Linked DNA regions of Homo sapiens: regions 1, 2 and 4 are each linked to region 3. Evidence: chromatin contacts called from ENCODE Hi-C or POLR2A ChIA-PET data. All regions are on one chromosome and are shown on one strand. The core of a region is the stretch at or near the end of the contact, and the rest is flanking DNA. Distances in the headings are between cores, read along the strand shown.

What was found. Hi-C counts contacts between places; a loop is a spot of excess contacts on that map. ChIA-PET counts read pairs that join two places held with the same protein, here RNA polymerase II (POLR2A). Pooled maps may share reads with other maps.
Region 1: a loop to region 3 is called in a map of A673, with 3 times the contacts of the local background. The contact joins the promoter of APOL5 here to the enhancer-like site in region 3. A Hi-C loop is called at or near these places in 2 of 168 maps with a recorded cell type or tissue (A673 and gastrocnemius medialis), 1 of 37 single-sample maps with no recorded cell type and 6 of 50 pooled maps. POLR2A ChIA-PET finds 5 or more read pairs at or near these places in 1 of 52 experiments (A673).
Region 2: a map of psoas muscle shows a loop between it and region 3 (18-fold over the local background). The contact joins two enhancer-like sites. A Hi-C loop is called at or near these places in 1 of 168 maps with a recorded cell type or tissue (psoas muscle) and 7 of 50 pooled maps.
Region 4: a map of HCT116 shows a loop between it and region 3 (12-fold over the local background). The contact joins two enhancer-like sites. A Hi-C loop is called at or near these places in 13 of 168 maps with a recorded cell type or tissue (Caco-2, Calu3, HCT116 and 10 more), 4 of 37 single-sample maps with no recorded cell type and 24 of 50 pooled maps. POLR2A ChIA-PET finds 5 or more read pairs at or near these places in 2 of 52 experiments (HCT116 and PC-9).

The regions. Positions count from the first base shown.
Region 1 is chr22:35,715,982-35,720,007 of GRCh38, reverse strand. APOL5 (apolipoprotein L5) reads right to left here and starts at 2,136. Exons shown (of 5, transcript NM_030642.1): 1 at 2,082-2,136. The coding sequence starts at 2,136.
Region 2 is chr22:35,684,277-35,688,534 of GRCh38, reverse strand. No RefSeq gene overlaps it. Among named protein-coding and RNA genes, the nearest start is that of APOL5, 31 kb to the left of the region's middle. Within about 2 kb of position 2,539, at least 3 of the 41 ENCODE cell types and tissues checked have a DNase peak (open chromatin) inside an H3K27ac peak, as active enhancers do; they include psoas muscle, where a contact is called at or near this core.
Region 3 is chr22:36,121,940-36,125,698 of GRCh38, reverse strand. No RefSeq gene overlaps it. Among named protein-coding and RNA genes, the nearest start is that of APOL3, 37 kb to the left of the region's middle. RefSeq lists a silencer at 1,394-1,463 and an enhancer at 1,404-1,698. Within about 2 kb of position 1,583, at least 31 of the 41 ENCODE cell types and tissues checked have a DNase peak (open chromatin) inside an H3K27ac peak, as active enhancers do; they include A673, PC-9, gastrocnemius medialis and 1 more, where a contact is called at or near this core.
Region 4 is chr22:35,841,308-35,845,150 of GRCh38, reverse strand. The region is part of intron 2 of RBFOX2 (RNA binding fox-1 homolog 2); the gene reads left to right. Among named protein-coding and RNA genes, the nearest start is that of APOL5, 130 kb to the right of the region's middle. Within about 2 kb of position 1,958, at least 9 of the 41 ENCODE cell types and tissues checked have a DNase peak (open chromatin) inside an H3K27ac peak, as active enhancers do; they include PC-9, where a contact is called at or near this core.

The sequences.
Region 1 (4,026 bases), core at 887-3,386, 410 kb after region 3:
AATGACATGGAATTTAGCCAAAGGCAGTTGGAGGAGAACCGCTGAGTGGCCCAAATCCAGGGGAAGACCACCTTCCCACTCCATCCCCTTTCTGGCTCCCCATCCATCTGCTGAGAACTACACTCGATAAAACCTTGCACTCACTCTCCAAGCCCACGTGTGATCCAATTTTTCTGGCATACTAGGGTTAGAACCCTGGAGTACAGAAATTAGACCCTCTGCTTTGTCCTTCCGATAAGCTCACTGGGGCTCGGGAGCTGCAAACACTCAACCCTAGATGGGGCTGCTGTGGGGTCGGAGCCCACGCTCCCCAAGACCTGCCGGTCCGCATGCTCCCCCTAGGGGTTTGAGCCGCAGGGCACCGAAGAAGTGAGCCACACCCCGTTTTATACTGTGCAAGGGGGATAAGGGAACTTTTCCCATTTCGTTAAGTCACAAAAGTCTTCTGAGAATCATCCAACAACACAATGATAGGCACCAAGACAATCGGGGCCATGTTAATTGATAACATTTTTAACTTGGGAGCAAGTGAACGCTCATTCTGTCCAGTGCCTATCATCTATAGCCCTGAGAGAGGCACAGTCCAGTCCCTGCTGAATGACACCTGCCTGATGACAAGGCTCGTGGGCGGGATGGTGGTTGGTTTTACCCAGGCAGGCAACACAGCAGAGTCCACCTTGTTCAGACACTCTCTCTCACATTGCAGCTTCTTTTGTTGCTCAAAAATCACTTTAAATGTATTTTCAATATAATTTGACAAAAAGATAGTCAAATTTGACAAAAAATATAATTTGACAAAAATCACCCCTAGTTCTCCTGCAACATAACTATTGATTTCATTCTCTACTTCCCGTTATTTTTCAAATCCGTATTATTTTTCGCATGGCTTTTATACTTATAATGGTGTGTCCTGTTTTTATTTATTATTATTATTTATTATTATTATTATTTTTGAGACGGTCTCACTGTCACCCAGGCTGGAATGCAGTGGTGCGATCTCGGCTCACTGCAACCTGCGCCTCCTGGGTTCAAGTGATTCTCCTGTCTCAGCCTCCCGAGTTGTTGCAATTATAGGTGCGCACCACCATGCCTGGATAAGTTTTCTATTTGTAGTAGAGATGGGGGTTTCACCATGTTGGCCAGGCTGGTCTCAAACTCCCAACCTCAGGTGATACATCTGCCTTGGCCTCCCAAAGTGCTGGGATTACAGGCATGAGCCGCTGTGCCTGGCCACGTGCCCTGTTTTTAAAATGTAATGTTATACAAGTATTTTCCATCTTGCTATACAGTTGTTATAACTATTATTTTTGATGACTCTATGCTATTTCCTTAAGAGAAGATGTATTGTCATGTTTATAGAAACACTCCCTTATCATGGCACTTTGGCGTCTTTTTTTTTTTTTTTTTTTTTTTTGAGACGGGGTCTCTGTCTGTTGTCCAGGCTGCAGTGCAATGGCGCGATCTCCCAGTTCAAGCAATTCTCCTGCCTCACCCTCCCGAGTAACGGGACTACAGGTGTGCACTACCAGCCTGGCTAATTTTTTGTATTTTTAATAGAGACAGGGTTTCACCATGTTGGCCAGGCTGGTCTTGAACTCCTGGCCTCAAGTGATCTGCCCATGTTGGCCTCCCAAAGTGTTGGGATTACAGGCATGAGCCACTGCGCCCAACCGTGCTTTGGGGTCATAACAGTTTTGATATCCAGATGAGTTCTTTGATAATGTCGCCACCTTGTCCTGCCTGCTGCCTCTACTTTAACCAGAAATGGAACCAGTGATTGACCCCTTCCCCGCTGCCACACTGCTTCAAGCAGGGGCTTAAAGAGCTGCTTATGTTTTTAGTTAAACTTTACATTTTTAGTTAAACTTTACAAAGGAAGTTATTTGATGTAGTATTTTCAAACCTGAGCAATTGAGAGGGTCTCATGATATCTCCCTCATTAAAACCAAGGATCTGCTATATCTCCACCCAGCAATAGCATATGGTGGGTATAAAAAATAGTGTAACGTATTTTTTCTATTTCTGGGACAATTTGTACAACGTGAGAATTGCTTGTTTTCTGAAAGCTTAAAAGAACTTACCAGGTAACACCTTGGAACCGGGAACTTGCAAATTTCCTTGTTTGCCACATGGCATGCTTTAGATTTTTTAAAATTTAAGCTTATAATATGATTAATAAATATGACTCCCTTCTCCATGCCTGAAACCTGTCTCTCCCAGTCCTCACCTATTTTTTTTTCTTTTCTTTTCTTTCTTTTTTTTTTTTTTTGCGATGGAGCTTCTCTCTGCTGCCCAGGCTGGAGTGCAGTGGTGCAGTCTCAGTCACTGCAACCTCCACTTCCCAGGTTCAACTGACTCTTCTGCCTCAGCCTTCTGAGTAGCTGGGATTACAGGTGCCTGCCACCATGCCTGGCTAATTTTTGTATTTTTAGTAGAGACAGGGTTTCACCATGATGGCCAGGCTGGTCTCAAACTCCTGACCTCAGGTGATCCGCCCGCCTTGGCCTCTCAAAATGCTGGGATTACAGGCGTGAGCCACTGCGCTCAGCTGCTATGGCTTTTGGAAGGATGATTTAGGGTATCTTTCTTTTTTTTTTTTCTTTCATTTGGAGATGGTCTCATTTTGGCACCTGGGCTGGAGTGCAGTGACACAATCTCGGCTCACTGCAGTAACCTCCCGGGCTCAAGTGATCCTCCTGTCTTAGCCCCCCAAGTGGCGGGGACTACAGGTGTGCACCACCACACCCAGCTAATATATATATATATATATATTTTTTTTTTTTTTGTAGAGATGGAGATTCACCATGTTGCCCAGGCTAATCTCTAACTCCTGAGCTCAAACAATCCACCCTCCTTGGCCTCCCAAAGTGCTAGGATTACAGGTGTGAGCCACTGCACCTGGCCTTCTTGGGATGTCTCTTAACATGAGAAGTACATGTGCCTGACACTCAGCATCCCACCTCTAGAAATACACCCACCACGGACACAACACAACGGCACAACACAACACAACAGACAAACGTGTATGGATGTTCATCCAGTTATTTGAAGTTGTATAAAGAAATGGAAACAATTTGAAAAATCCATGCCGGGGACTGTTTACATGAAAATAGAGCAATACAAAATAAAGGTTTATGGATGTGAAAAGGAACGAGGCAAATCTATGTACAACTGACCTAGAAAGAGGTCCAGGATATATTAAGTAAAAGAAAAGAGGTTGAAGAATATGTTCTTTATATTCTTTTCTTATTTTTTTTAAGTACTATATATGTGATGTAGGAGTAGGGGAATATTCTCGAAGGAGATACACCAAATGTGAACAGGCTTAGCTCAGGGAGGGAGATTTAGGGCTAGGGTGACAAAATACTTTTGCACTTTTCACTCATCTATATTATTGAGCTTTGTTACCAAAGTAACTTGTTAGTTTTATAATAAAAGCCAATAGAAGCCAGGCACGGTGGCTCACGCCTGTAATCCCAGCACTTTGGGAAGCTGAGGCAGGTGGATCACCTGAGATCAGGAGTTCGAGACCAGCCTGGCCAACAAGTCTCTACTAAAAATACAAAAATTAGCCAGGCGTGGTGGTGGGCACCTGTAATCCCAGCTACTCAGGAGGCTGAGGCAGGAGAATCTCTTGAACCCGGGAGGCGGAGGTTGCAGTGAGCTGAGATTGCACCACTGCACTTCAGCCTGGGTGACAGAGCGAGACTCTGTCTCAACAACAACAAAAAGCCAATAGAATAAAAAGATTTTAGTAATGAGATTTATTATTCATTATTTTATCATAAAATCTCCCACTTGTACAGTAATGCATTTGGTGCAGGGAATGCTGCCAAGTACATGGTAAGACAAAATCTGACAAATTAATACTGTTAAATGTTAATATTGTTTTCTTTTTTTGTTGGTTCTATGTAAGTTTTTCTAACTTGTTATTTTGGCCTTTTGTGTCCTATTTATTTCAGGTTATCTCTTGGATGTAGAAAATTACTCAGATCTGATTTTGACCCAATTTGATACTTTTCTTAA
Region 2 (4,258 bases), core at 1,290-3,789, 440 kb after region 3:
TATAATGTTGGATGAATAAAGGCCTTTCTTAGCATGGCATGAAATCCAGGTACCTAAAGGAAAATGTCTATGTCACATTTTAAAACTCTGAATAGAAAAAAAAAAAAACTACAAGGAAAGTAAAATGGCAAATGACTGACTGAAGAATATATTTGCAGTACATGTGACAGACCGTGGGTTAATATGCATCATATGTAAAGAGTGTCTACAAATTAACAAGAAAAGTATAGGCAGACAGAAAGAAAATGGACCACAGATCTGAAAAGGTGTGAGGTGTGGTAGGGCATGGTCAGGCTTGCTGCACTGAAACCTCAAGTGGGTGCGATGGTGCAGTAAGTAGTGGGATGTGGTGGGATGTACCTGTGATATAGAAGCATTCCCTTATATGTCACAAGAACGAATCTTTTTTTTTTTTTTGAGATGGAGTCTCGCTCTGTCACTCAGGTTGGAGTGCAGTGGCGTGATCTTGGCTCACTGCAACCTCCGCCTCCCGGGTTCAAGTGATTCTCCTGCTTTAGCCTCCCAAGTATTTGGGATTACAGGCACACACCACCACACTCGGCTAATGTTTTTATATTTTTGGTAGAGATAGGGTTTCACCATGTTGGTCAGGCTGGTCTTGAACTCTTGACCTCAAGTGATCCACCCCCCTCAGCCTCCCAAAGTGCTGGGATTACAGGTGTGAGCCACTGCACCCAGCCCAAGAATGAATCTTGAATGCCGATCAACCCTTGACCCCAAACTAAAATATTGTAAAACCACAAGTTCTGGCTTGCTCTGATCTCCTCTGAAATAATGGATTCTTCACTCCGTAGGGGCTGCTGAGAGCACTACACTTCTGGCAACCTCCTCAGGAAACCAAGGGAGATAGGCAAGCTACACTCCCTTCCTGGCATGCTTGATTTTGCCAAGTACAAGTGCAGGCAATGACATCAAATGTTTCACCTCTCAGACGGCAAAAATGCAAATGATTGAGCACCTCGAATTTTGATGACAGTGTAGTGCAAAAGGCCTGTCCACACGTTACTGATAGACATGAGAATCTGGCAATATCTATAGATATTTTGAATGCGAATCCTCTATCAGCAGAATGGCATGTGGATTAGCTTGAGAAACTAGAGACTAACACATCTATGTCCTTCTCAGCCCAATTAGACAGAATCGAGTCATTTTAACCTTAGGGACTGCACTAAGAGTGCCAGTTACAGGATTTATTGCTAATGATTTATAGGGCTCCAAATGACAGTGCTTACAAATCTATAGATTCTTGAAGAGAAAGGAGCACTCTACAGCTAACATTAAAGTCAGGATGTGTGCAGGGCATGGTGGTGCATACCTGTAATCTCAGCACTTTGGGGAGCTGAGGTGGGAGGATTGCTTGAGACCAGGAGTTCGAGACCAGCCTGAGCAACAGAATGAGATTCCCATTGCTACAAAAAATTTAAAAATTAACTAGGCCTGGGCTGAGTGCAGTGGCTCACGCCTGTAATCCCAGCACTTTAGGAGGCTGAGGCAGGTGGATCACCTGAGGTCAGGAGTTTGAGACCAGCCTGGCATACGTGATGAAACCCCATCTCTACTAAGAATACAAAAAATTAGCTGGGTGTGGTGGTGCACACCTGCAATCCCAGCTACTTGGGAGGCTGAGGCAGGAGAATTGCTTGAACCCAGGCGGCAGAGGTTTCCGTGAGCTGAGATCATGCCATTGCACTCCAGCCTGGGTGACAGAGGAAGACTCTGTCTCAAGAAAAACAAAACAAAACAAAACAAACAAACAAACAAAAACTAGGTGTGGTGGCACACCCCTGTAGTCCTAGCTACCCAGGAGGCTGAGGTGGGAGGACGCTTAAACCTAAGAGTTGGAGGCGTCAATGAGATATGATCATGCCACTGGACTCCACTGTGCAACAGAGACCAAAGAAAAAAAAAAGAAGAAGATGTGCATCACAGCTATGGCCAGCTCACAGCAAGGGGTCTGGCAGGGCCGGTTTGGGTTTCTATTGTCCTCTCTACTGTATGGTCATGGCAAAATGCACTTCCTCTTTCAGATACAGAACCCTTGGCAGGTGCACAGAGCACCACAGAACTAAGGGGCCCAAAAGAGAGTCTCGGCTGGGGTTTTTTATGTTTCACAGGTCACATACACAAATTCCTGTTACATAACTAGCTTCTGCAGCACAGCTCTCTGGGGGTCTCACCAGGAGAAAATCAGTCTTACTGTTATCAATAAACAATGCTGACAAGTTGGTACAAACCACGCCAAACTCCTCCTTGCCCCCCTGCCTACAAAGCGACACTATTCACCGGCTTTCCTGCCTTGGGCAACATCAGTGCCAGGCAGCAAGTTTAGTACAACCGCTCAGTTTCATTCTAGACATGCTGCAATTCACCCTCAGAGCACAGGAACTAAACAAGGAAGAGGTGTGTTTATTGGGTTTTTGGGCAAAAAAGGAAAGATAAATGCAACTGATTTGTCCCTTCCCACGGTTCCGCATCCCTCATTCCAAATGCAGTACTCACGTTCCGGGCCCGCCCCCTCAGGATGGAGCTCTCAGGGTCATGAATCGGCATTGGACCTCCATGTTCGGTGGTGTGGCTTGTTTTTACAGGTTACTTAATAGGATCCAGGTTGGGTTACGAGCAACCTATAAATAAACCAGATGCGCTCCACAGAGCCCCAGACCCAGGCCAGCTCTTCTGCTGATCATATGCTACCTATCACACGCGCACACTCTGTTTATATCTACCAGACACAGGCCTGCCAAGGCTGTTCCATCAGGACAGAGGAATGGTGGATATCTTTTATACTTTGCCCATCATAATTTTCTTCCTGGAAGTGTGGGTGCACCTCCTTTGCAGAGGTGGGTGCCTGACTCAGCCGGCCTATCCCATGAGTGGATTGCAGAGGTTCACAAACCATTTGGACCTAGCCACTTGGTAATTGAACTGTTCAGTATTTCTGTGACCTAGGGAAGCTGTGAAAAAAATTGCTGAAACACTAAGGCTCTCAGACACTAACTGCAGAACCTCTGCCATGCTGGTGCTTTGGGCAGAGCCATTCCCAGGACTTCTGTGGGAGAAATAGGTAGGAAAGATGGACGCCCTTCCCTCTGGGGCTGCTAGTTAAAGGACAAGGCAAATCTAGATCTCTGATGGTCATCTTTTCCATGTTGTACAAAGGTCATTCCTGGGAAAGAAACCCACGTGGAGGAAAGCAGACCTGAGAGAGACAGGAGTCCTAGGCCAGGCACGGTGGCTCATGACTGTGATCCTAGCACTTTGGGAGGCCAAGGTGGGGGCGGATCGCTTGAGGTCAGGAGTTCAAGGCCTGTCTGGCCAATATAGTGAAACCCCATCTCTACTAAAAGTACAAAATTAGTGGGGTGTGGTGGCACTTGCCTGTAATCCCAGCTACTTGGGAGGCTGAGGCAGGAATCACTTGAACCTGGGAGGTGGAGGTTGCAATGAGCTGAGACTGAACCATTGCACTCCAGCCTGGGCAACAGAGTGAGACTCTGTCTCAAAAAAAAAAAAAAGTCCTAGTATATAGTTGAGCACCTAGAACCAACCTTACCTGAAGCAGGGACATTGCTGGACTTTTCATTTTATGACCTAATTCATTCCTGAACCAGTCAGCATTCCTAGCTGCTAACAAAGTGAACCCAAACTAGCTTAATCAGAAAAGCAATGTATTACCAAATATTAGGTATCTCAGAAGCTCTCTAGGAGAGAAGGAAAAATGGCCTATATACAATCTGTGTCCAGAAGAAACACCCTCAGGAACAGCACCCAAAATCACACTGAAAAGTGGTTTAGTGGGAAGCACTGGTAGGCACAGACAGCTCTGACTTCAGCACCATTGTCACCAACGTGACCAATGCTGGATACACGACTACAGCCTCTTATGCTGTTGGCTCTGGAAACAGGATGTAACTGCTGCCATTATCCCCAGAATAGATTCTGGAGGGAGCTCATGATTTGAAGTCTAATATGGGTACATCTGTTTGGCTGCATCTCTGCATCAAGAGAGGCTGGGAATGAGTATCTGATTTCTGTAGTCAGAGGCTATTGCCACATCCCACCAAGAGCTATAGAGCAGGGAGCGCCCCCAAATGGAGGAAAAGTGTTTACTGGGCAAAAAGAATCACCAAAGTCTACAAAGCCTTTGACTACCCAACATCAGCAAGTACACACACACACACACACACACACACACACACTTAAATAAACAAAACAAAGTAACAGAAAATAATATTTA
Region 3 (3,759 bases), core at 334-2,833:
CAGTGGCGTGAACACAGCTCATTGCAGCCTTGACCTCCTGAGCCCAAACAGTCCTCCCATCCCAGCCCAGCCCAGCAAATAACTGGGATGACTGGCATGTACCACCAAGACTCACTAATTGTTGTATGTTTGTAGAGACGGGGTTTCACCATGTTGCCCAGGCTGGTCTCAAACTCCAGAGCTCAGGTAATCCGCCTTCCTCGGCCTCCCAAAGTGCTGGAATTACAGGCATGAGCCACCGTGCTCTGCCTAATTGTATTTTATTATACTAAATGCAGTTTCTTTTGCCTTCTGTATCTTTTCAAACCCTGGGTGGTATTCCCCCAGCAAGAGTGAATTCTAGTTTACCTACTACCTATGCCTGTATGCTTACACTTTCACTGAATTTCTTTAAATTTTTAAATAATATTAGGAAGAAAATGGGGCTGATGAGCAGCTCTTGGGGCACTAGAGGCCTTCTGGGTAGCTGTCATGCCTTGAACGTTTCTTGAGCGTGCCTTCTCCAGCCTCCAGTGAGCACGAGGTCTGCATTGGCAAACAGATGTCCACTGTCCTGGGGACAAGAAAGGTGTGAGTCCTCCATGGCAAACAGAGAAGGAAGGAGATGTCTCCTTTCCTGAATCAGCTTATTGGGATAAACAGGAAACCCACAGAGGCTTTCTCACCAAGGCCAGCGTGTTTAATAGGCCTGCATCTCACCTCTGAGGATCACAAAGTGTGTGAGCAGCGTCCCAGCAAGGAGACACCGATGCTCATGAGGATTCTGAAACCTCTGTTCGCTGTTAGGAAATGCTCTTGACCCATGAGTGTTCCTCTTTCAAGATCCTCCAGCATTGCCAACCCGTCCAGCAAGAAGGGGAGAGATCTCATAGCACGGGGGCTTGACTAAATTTGAGGAGTCGAGGAAGTGACGTTTCAGCTAAGACTTTTTTTTTCCTTTGAGACAGGATCTCGCTCTGTTGCCCAGGCTGGAGTGCAGTGGCTCAATCCTGGCTCACAGCAACCTCTGCCTCCCGGGTACAAGCGATTCTCCTACCTCAACCTCCCCAGTAGCTGGGAGTACAGGTGCCCGCCACCACGCCCAGCTAATTTTTGTATTTTTAGTAGAGACAAAGTTCCACCATGTTGGCCAGACTGGTCTCAAACTCCTGACCTCAAGTGATGCTCCCGCCTCGGCCTCCCTAAGTGCTGGGATTACAGGCGTAAGCCATTGCGCCCTGCCTCCGCTAAGTCTTCAAGATCGGCCAAGGGATGATGAAGAAGGTTGGGGAGAAGAGCGGGGATGAGGGGAGCCCAGCTGCAGGCCGCATATTCAAAGACTTGTGGCTGGGAGGGAGGTCCGGAGAAGAACTGAGTTCTAGAATCTGAAAGACGGCTAGCATGGGTCAGAATGGAAACTAACCAGACCACAGTGTCAGCCACTCAAGCTCCCCTAGCCAAGCCTCGTGCTGAATTTTGAGGGCTGCAGTAGAAAAGCGGGCGCACTGCGAGCCCTGCGTGTTGCCAACAGCCTCGGCAGAGCCAGGAGGTGGCGCTGTCGGCACACGCATCGTGCTGTCGGCGCTGCGCAGCCGCAGCCCGGGACCTTGGAGGACAGGCGGTCGGAGCCGCTGCTGGTGACGTCAGCAGTTTTACAGAGGCACAAAGCCGGAGCAGGAAGAGTAAATGTCTGCACCAGGAAGGAGCCAGGGAGGCCAAGTTGAGAGCACTTCAGAAGAAGTGAATAGGTTCAGGAATCCAGCAGCGCCGGAGGGGTGGAGCCAGGGAAATACTACTCTGTGACAGTTTTGCTCATGAAGTGGAGTGCCAGGAAAACACAGCGTCTGGCCGGGCGCGGTGGCTTATTCCTGTAATCCCAGCACTTTGGGAGGCCTGGGCGGGCGGATCGCTTGAGGTCAGGACCAGCGTGGCCAACATGATGAAACCCCGTCTGTACTAAAAATACAGAAATTAGCCGGGCGTGGTGGTGCGCGCCTGTAATCTCAACTACTCGGGAGGCTGAAGCAGGAGAATCGCTTGAACCCGGGAGGCAAGTCAGCCGAGATTTTGCCGAGGCGCAATCAGCCCAGATCATGCCACTGCACTCCAGCCTGGGTGACAGAGCAAGACTCCGTCTCAAAAAAACAAACAGAAAAAAAACACAGCGTCCAGGCAGCTCCACCTTCCATGTTGAAAGCCTGTGACTGCCACATTCTAGCGGGACTGGCTTGTTTGCCTGCAGAACGGAATGGCCCCGGGGTCTGTCTGGGTCTGGGTCCAGATGAGAAAGGCGCCCAGCCTTCCTCTGGCCCCAGCCCTGCACATTGACCAAGGATGGATGGCCCTCCATACCAGGCACCCCGGCTCCTCCTCATTCCCCTCTGGCTTCTCCCTTCCTCCTACCGCCATGCTGATCCTCCATCCTTCTGGCTCTGGGCAGTGGTTTTCAAAAGCACTGTGGTGGTAGTCACTGGGGCTGTTGGCCACATTTGTCTGGCTTTTCCCCTTTCCAGATGCACAGTGGGATTATTCTTCCTGGTCTCCTTATGGTTGGGTGGGAATATGTAACCAGTTCTGGACAAAAGAGTTTTGAATGGAAATAATATGTGTCATTTCTAAGCCACAGCAATGAATGCTGATATAAGACCCTTTTCCTCTACTGTGGCAACCAGCAATCTTCCAGAAAGTGGTTGCTCCATGATACTGAGTCCAGGAGGGAAGACAACCGGAGCAGAGAGGCACCTGCCCCATGATGGACATGTAGCGTGAGCAAGAAGTAGCCTTTGCTGTTGTGAACCACTGAGATCGGGGGCTTGCTTTTTGGTGGTTTTTGTTTGTTTGTTTGGTTTGTTTTTTTGTTTTGTTTAGTTTTGTTTTGTTTTTTGAGACAGAGTTTCGCTCTAGTAGCCCAGGCTGGAGTGCAATGGCGCGATCTTGGCTCACTGCAAGCTCCACCTCCCAGGTTCAAGCGATTCTCCTGCCTCAGCCTCCCAACTAGCTAGGACTACAGGCATGCACCACCATGCCCGGCTAATTTTGAATTTTTAATAGAGACAGGGGTTCACCACGTTGGTCAGGCTGGTCTCAAACTCCTGACCTCAGGTGATCCGCCCGCCTCGGCCTCCCAAAGTGCTGGGATTACAGGCGTGAGCCACCGTGCCCAGCCTAGGGGCTTGTTTTTTACTGCAGCATAACCTAGACTATCCTGGCTGATATAAGCAAAGCTGCTGGAAATCAGGAAGCTGTTTGTAGAACACTATGAAAGGTACACAGCTTTAAATCCTTAGATGAACTAGAATTGTTATTAACAATGAGTATCACTTATTGACCAGGCGTGGTGGCTCACAACTGTAATCTCAGCACTTTGGGAGGCTGAGGCAGGCGGATCACCTGAGGTCAGGAGTTCAAGACCAGCCTGGCCAACATGGTGAAACCCTGTCTTTACTAAAAATATAAAAATTAGCCAGGTGTGGTGGCACACGCCTGTTATCCCAGCTACTCGGGAGGCCCAGGCAGGAGAATCATTTGAACCCAGGAGGTAGAGGTTGCAGTAAGTCGAAATCACGCCTCTGCACTCTAGCCTGGGTGACAGAGTAAGACTCGGTCTCAAAAAAATAAAATAAATAAAATAAAAAAATAAATCAATGAGTATCACTTATTGAGCACCTACTACGTGTCAGGTATTACACAAGGTATACTAGGTTTTTTGGCAAATGTTTTCTCATTAATCCCCATCCTAGCACTGGGATTTGGCAATACTGGCCTATTCGGTATGATTAG
Region 4 (3,843 bases), core at 709-3,208, 280 kb after region 3:
AACAAGTTTTTATTATTGCAGGAAATGCTCTCCCTTTAATGTTGCCTTTCACTTGGGTGTCAGAGGCAGCCTGGGAAAGTTGGAGCAAGCCCTGCCTTGTAGACAGGGACTCTTAGATCCACTTTTATAGCAGTGCTGGTATGTGGGTGGAAGGTAGGGAAGCTGAGTTACTTCTGTATGACAAGAACACCTAAAAAAAATTTTTTTTAAATGAGTGGGTATTATTTTGTCTAGAATCTGAACTATTCTAATAAAATTGAAAATAAAGCCTTTCTCCCACTCTTTTTGTACATCTTCCTTTCAGCTTCAGATTTCTGAAAGATACTGAAAATAAAACTGAAGTAAGGCCAGGCGCGGTGGCTCACGCCTGTAATCCCAGCACTTTGGGAGGCCAAGACGGTTGGATCACCTGAGGTCAGGAGTTCAAGACCAGCCTGGCCAACATGGTGAAACATATCTCTACTAAAAATGCAAAAAAAAAAAAAAAAAACTGCCGGGCATGGTGGTGTGTGCCTGTAATCCCAGCTACTTGGGAGGCTGAGACAGGAGAATCGCTTGAACCTGGGAGGTGGAGGTTGCAGTGAGCTGAGATCGTGCCACTGCACTCCAGCCTGGGCAACAGAGCGAGACTCCACCTCAAAAAAAAAAGTGAAGTAAATTTATAAATTTGAAGATATCTCCAAGTGCGCTCTTGGAAGAAAGAATGCTTTTATAATATTTTGATAACTACATAGGTGCTCTTCATTCTGATGTATCCATGTGTGAATAAATAAATGGCTAGAGTAATAGAAATCAAGGCATTATTGTTTGATTTCAACAAACATTCATTTACTGTGTATTCAGATACTGGGTTAAGAACTGGGGATATAGTATAAAACATGATTTCTACCCTCAGACTGCTCATAGTCTAGTCATAGTTATGCAGAACAGTAACTCCAACCGTTATGTACCATGGATTAGGTGCTAAGGTAAAGTATGCTCACAGATAAGGGTACCTAAACCAGATGTGGGAGCAAGTAGGGTCAGGAAAGGCTTTCTGGAGTAGGGGATTTCTGAAGTAAGCCTTGAAGGATGAATAACCCATATAGTCGGCCATATTCAAGGGAAAAAGAATAGAAACATGGTGTTCAGAAGAGATGTATGTGCTCAAAAATAGAAATGTGGGAGCCGTCAGGGTAAATTCTTGGTAACTGAAGTGATAGAATGAGTTGGAACACCTTGAGCAAGTGTGGTCAGCAATGTTAACTTCTTTGAGGTTTGGACCCTTTTGAGAATCTGATAAATACTACAGATCCTCTCTGCGTGGAAATGCATATAAGAAAAATTTCTACTGGGGTGCCTGTGTTAGGAACCATGCACTTTGGGTTAAGAACCTCTGGTGTGCAGTAAAAAGAGATCTGAGGATGACACCTTGCAAGTAACAACAACAATTGAGAGGATGGTAGAGGAGGAAGAAGAGTACGATGGAGAAGAGGGTGAACAGGGAAAGAGGAAAGTTAAGAAAGACTGGTATCATTTTAAGTTAAGAGTGAGAGTTTCCCAAAGGAGGGAATGCCAAATACCACAGACAAATCAAAGAAGACATAAAATGTCCATTAAATTTGGCCATGATTTGGAGGTCTTCAGTGACTTCAGTAAGGTAAATTTCAATTGAGTAGTATGGAGGAAAGGAAGCTGGGGTTCTGGAGATTGGATGAAACACTCAAAGAGTTGAGACTACAGGGAGAAGTACCTCTTTCCTTCATTTGTTTATTTAATAAATATTTCTTGAGTACTTACCACGTCCCAGACACTGTCCTGAAAGCTGGGGATTTGTCCATGGAGAAGGCAGGGCCTCCTTCATTAGCTGACATCTCATCGTGCCCACCCTGTTCCAAAGCTTCCCAGCCCCTGCCTGTCTCTCTCCTCCCAAACACACATACAGGAAATGTCCTAAAATGATTTTCTCCTTGGTACATTACCGGGCACATTCAGCCACCAGGGGACTCCAGTTTTGCTGGGTCAGACCCAGGCTGCTCAATTGCTCTTCTCTCTCTTGGACACCAGGGAGCAAATTGTCCTCTATAATACCAGGGACACACTTCAAAATATCATTGTGCCAGTCAGACCTCACTATGAGCCTGTCATTCAGTGAGTTTATAAAAATCATTGTAACATTTTTTTTAAGCTTGTACCAATTCTTTCCTGTAATAAATTTTTAAGCCTATTTGCACTGTAAAATATTGGTTCTAAATGTAGAAAAGTAGCATGAATTCCTGGCCTGAGGAAACCTTTATCCTAGTCTTGGACTTTTTGCATGTGGGGACCCCTCATTTGCCCTTTTCTTTAAAAACAAAATAAAACAAAACAAAAAAACTCCTTGGGGCCTTGTCTCTTTCCATGATGTATGGAGGCTGCAGTCACACCTAAGTGTCAAGGTAGCTGCTGCTTTTCTAAGGATGGGGGCGGGGGACATTGTGGGGGAGATGCTATCTTCTTAGTGCCCCAGGCTTTTTGTCAAGAATAGTGTAATAAACCAGAGGATTCAGAGAATGATACACAGTGATTCTGAGGTTTATTTCAATTATTAGAACTGAAAACACAGTTATCCCATTAGTATGATTCAAGATTTTTTCCAAAAATACACTGGGTTGCTCTTGCTTCCAGTGAAACTCACCTGCCCATTTTCTGCTTACTCACTTTGTCTTTAGAAAATTTGACTGCTTTTTATCTCCTTCTGATTGGCTTTTCAGTTGCAAATTCAGAGAGTACTATATATTCTGTGTTCCAGGTCACTTCTAAAAAGTGTTAAATAAGAACAGGCCTAGTACTTATCTATATTACTTTACTCAGCGTTTTTCCTAATATTTGAAGATCTCATTCTTTTTAAAATTATTACTATGGATTATGCCACAAGTATACAGATATCTGTAAAATGCACAGAATAGAGCCTGATATACTATGTTACATCAGTTTCTCCAGGTTCCACAGATGGTCCTGTATTTCCTGTGTTCCTTTCAGAATTGTTAAAATGATTATTAATTTAGGAGCGGGTGTAATGATGTTGTATTGGCAGTGTGCCAGCCAATGGTGTTATACAACACATTTTTTTAATTTTAAAATTTTAAAAATTGAATTCACAATAGAGATAGGGATTTGCCATGTTGCCTTGGCTGGTCTTGAGCTTCTGGGCCCAAGAAATCCACCAGCCTTAACCTCCCAAAGTGCTGGGATTACAGGTATGAGACACTGCGCCTGGCCAATACAGAACATTTTTAAAAGCCTGGTACTGCATGTTGCCAAACAGTCCTTATGGAGACAGCAAAAAACTATGTATTCTCAGTGTGATTTGTTATTTTGAATTTAGATTTCTGTAGATGTTTATTTTTTAAATGGAGAGCTCGTGTTGTTAGCCGTGGGCTTGTAAAAAATAAAAATAGATAAAAATTAAAAATGGGAAGCTTAATTTTGGAATTAATCTTTTTAACCTTTGGGTAGTCTTTTAGAAAGTATATCCTAAAAATACATAGCATAACTAAAATATCTCATAAATCCTTCAGAATGAGCTATTTATTAGAATGCTGTAAAAAATTAGAAAATCTTAATTTTATGAGACAACTGATAAACTCATCATTTTATAAATTGTTTTATTTGAATGTGTGATAATATAAAATAGGGAAATTATGAAGTTTATATTCAGAGGTTAAAGATTTTTCCAAGATCACTAGTAAAGGGCAGAATTAGACCAACTTCTGGACTGAACCACATCTTTGATGCATTTTTTAATTATATTATTTTAATAAGAGAACTTTAAAGAAACTCTTATTGTCAGTATTCTCCTAAACCTGTAGCTACAGCATTCTA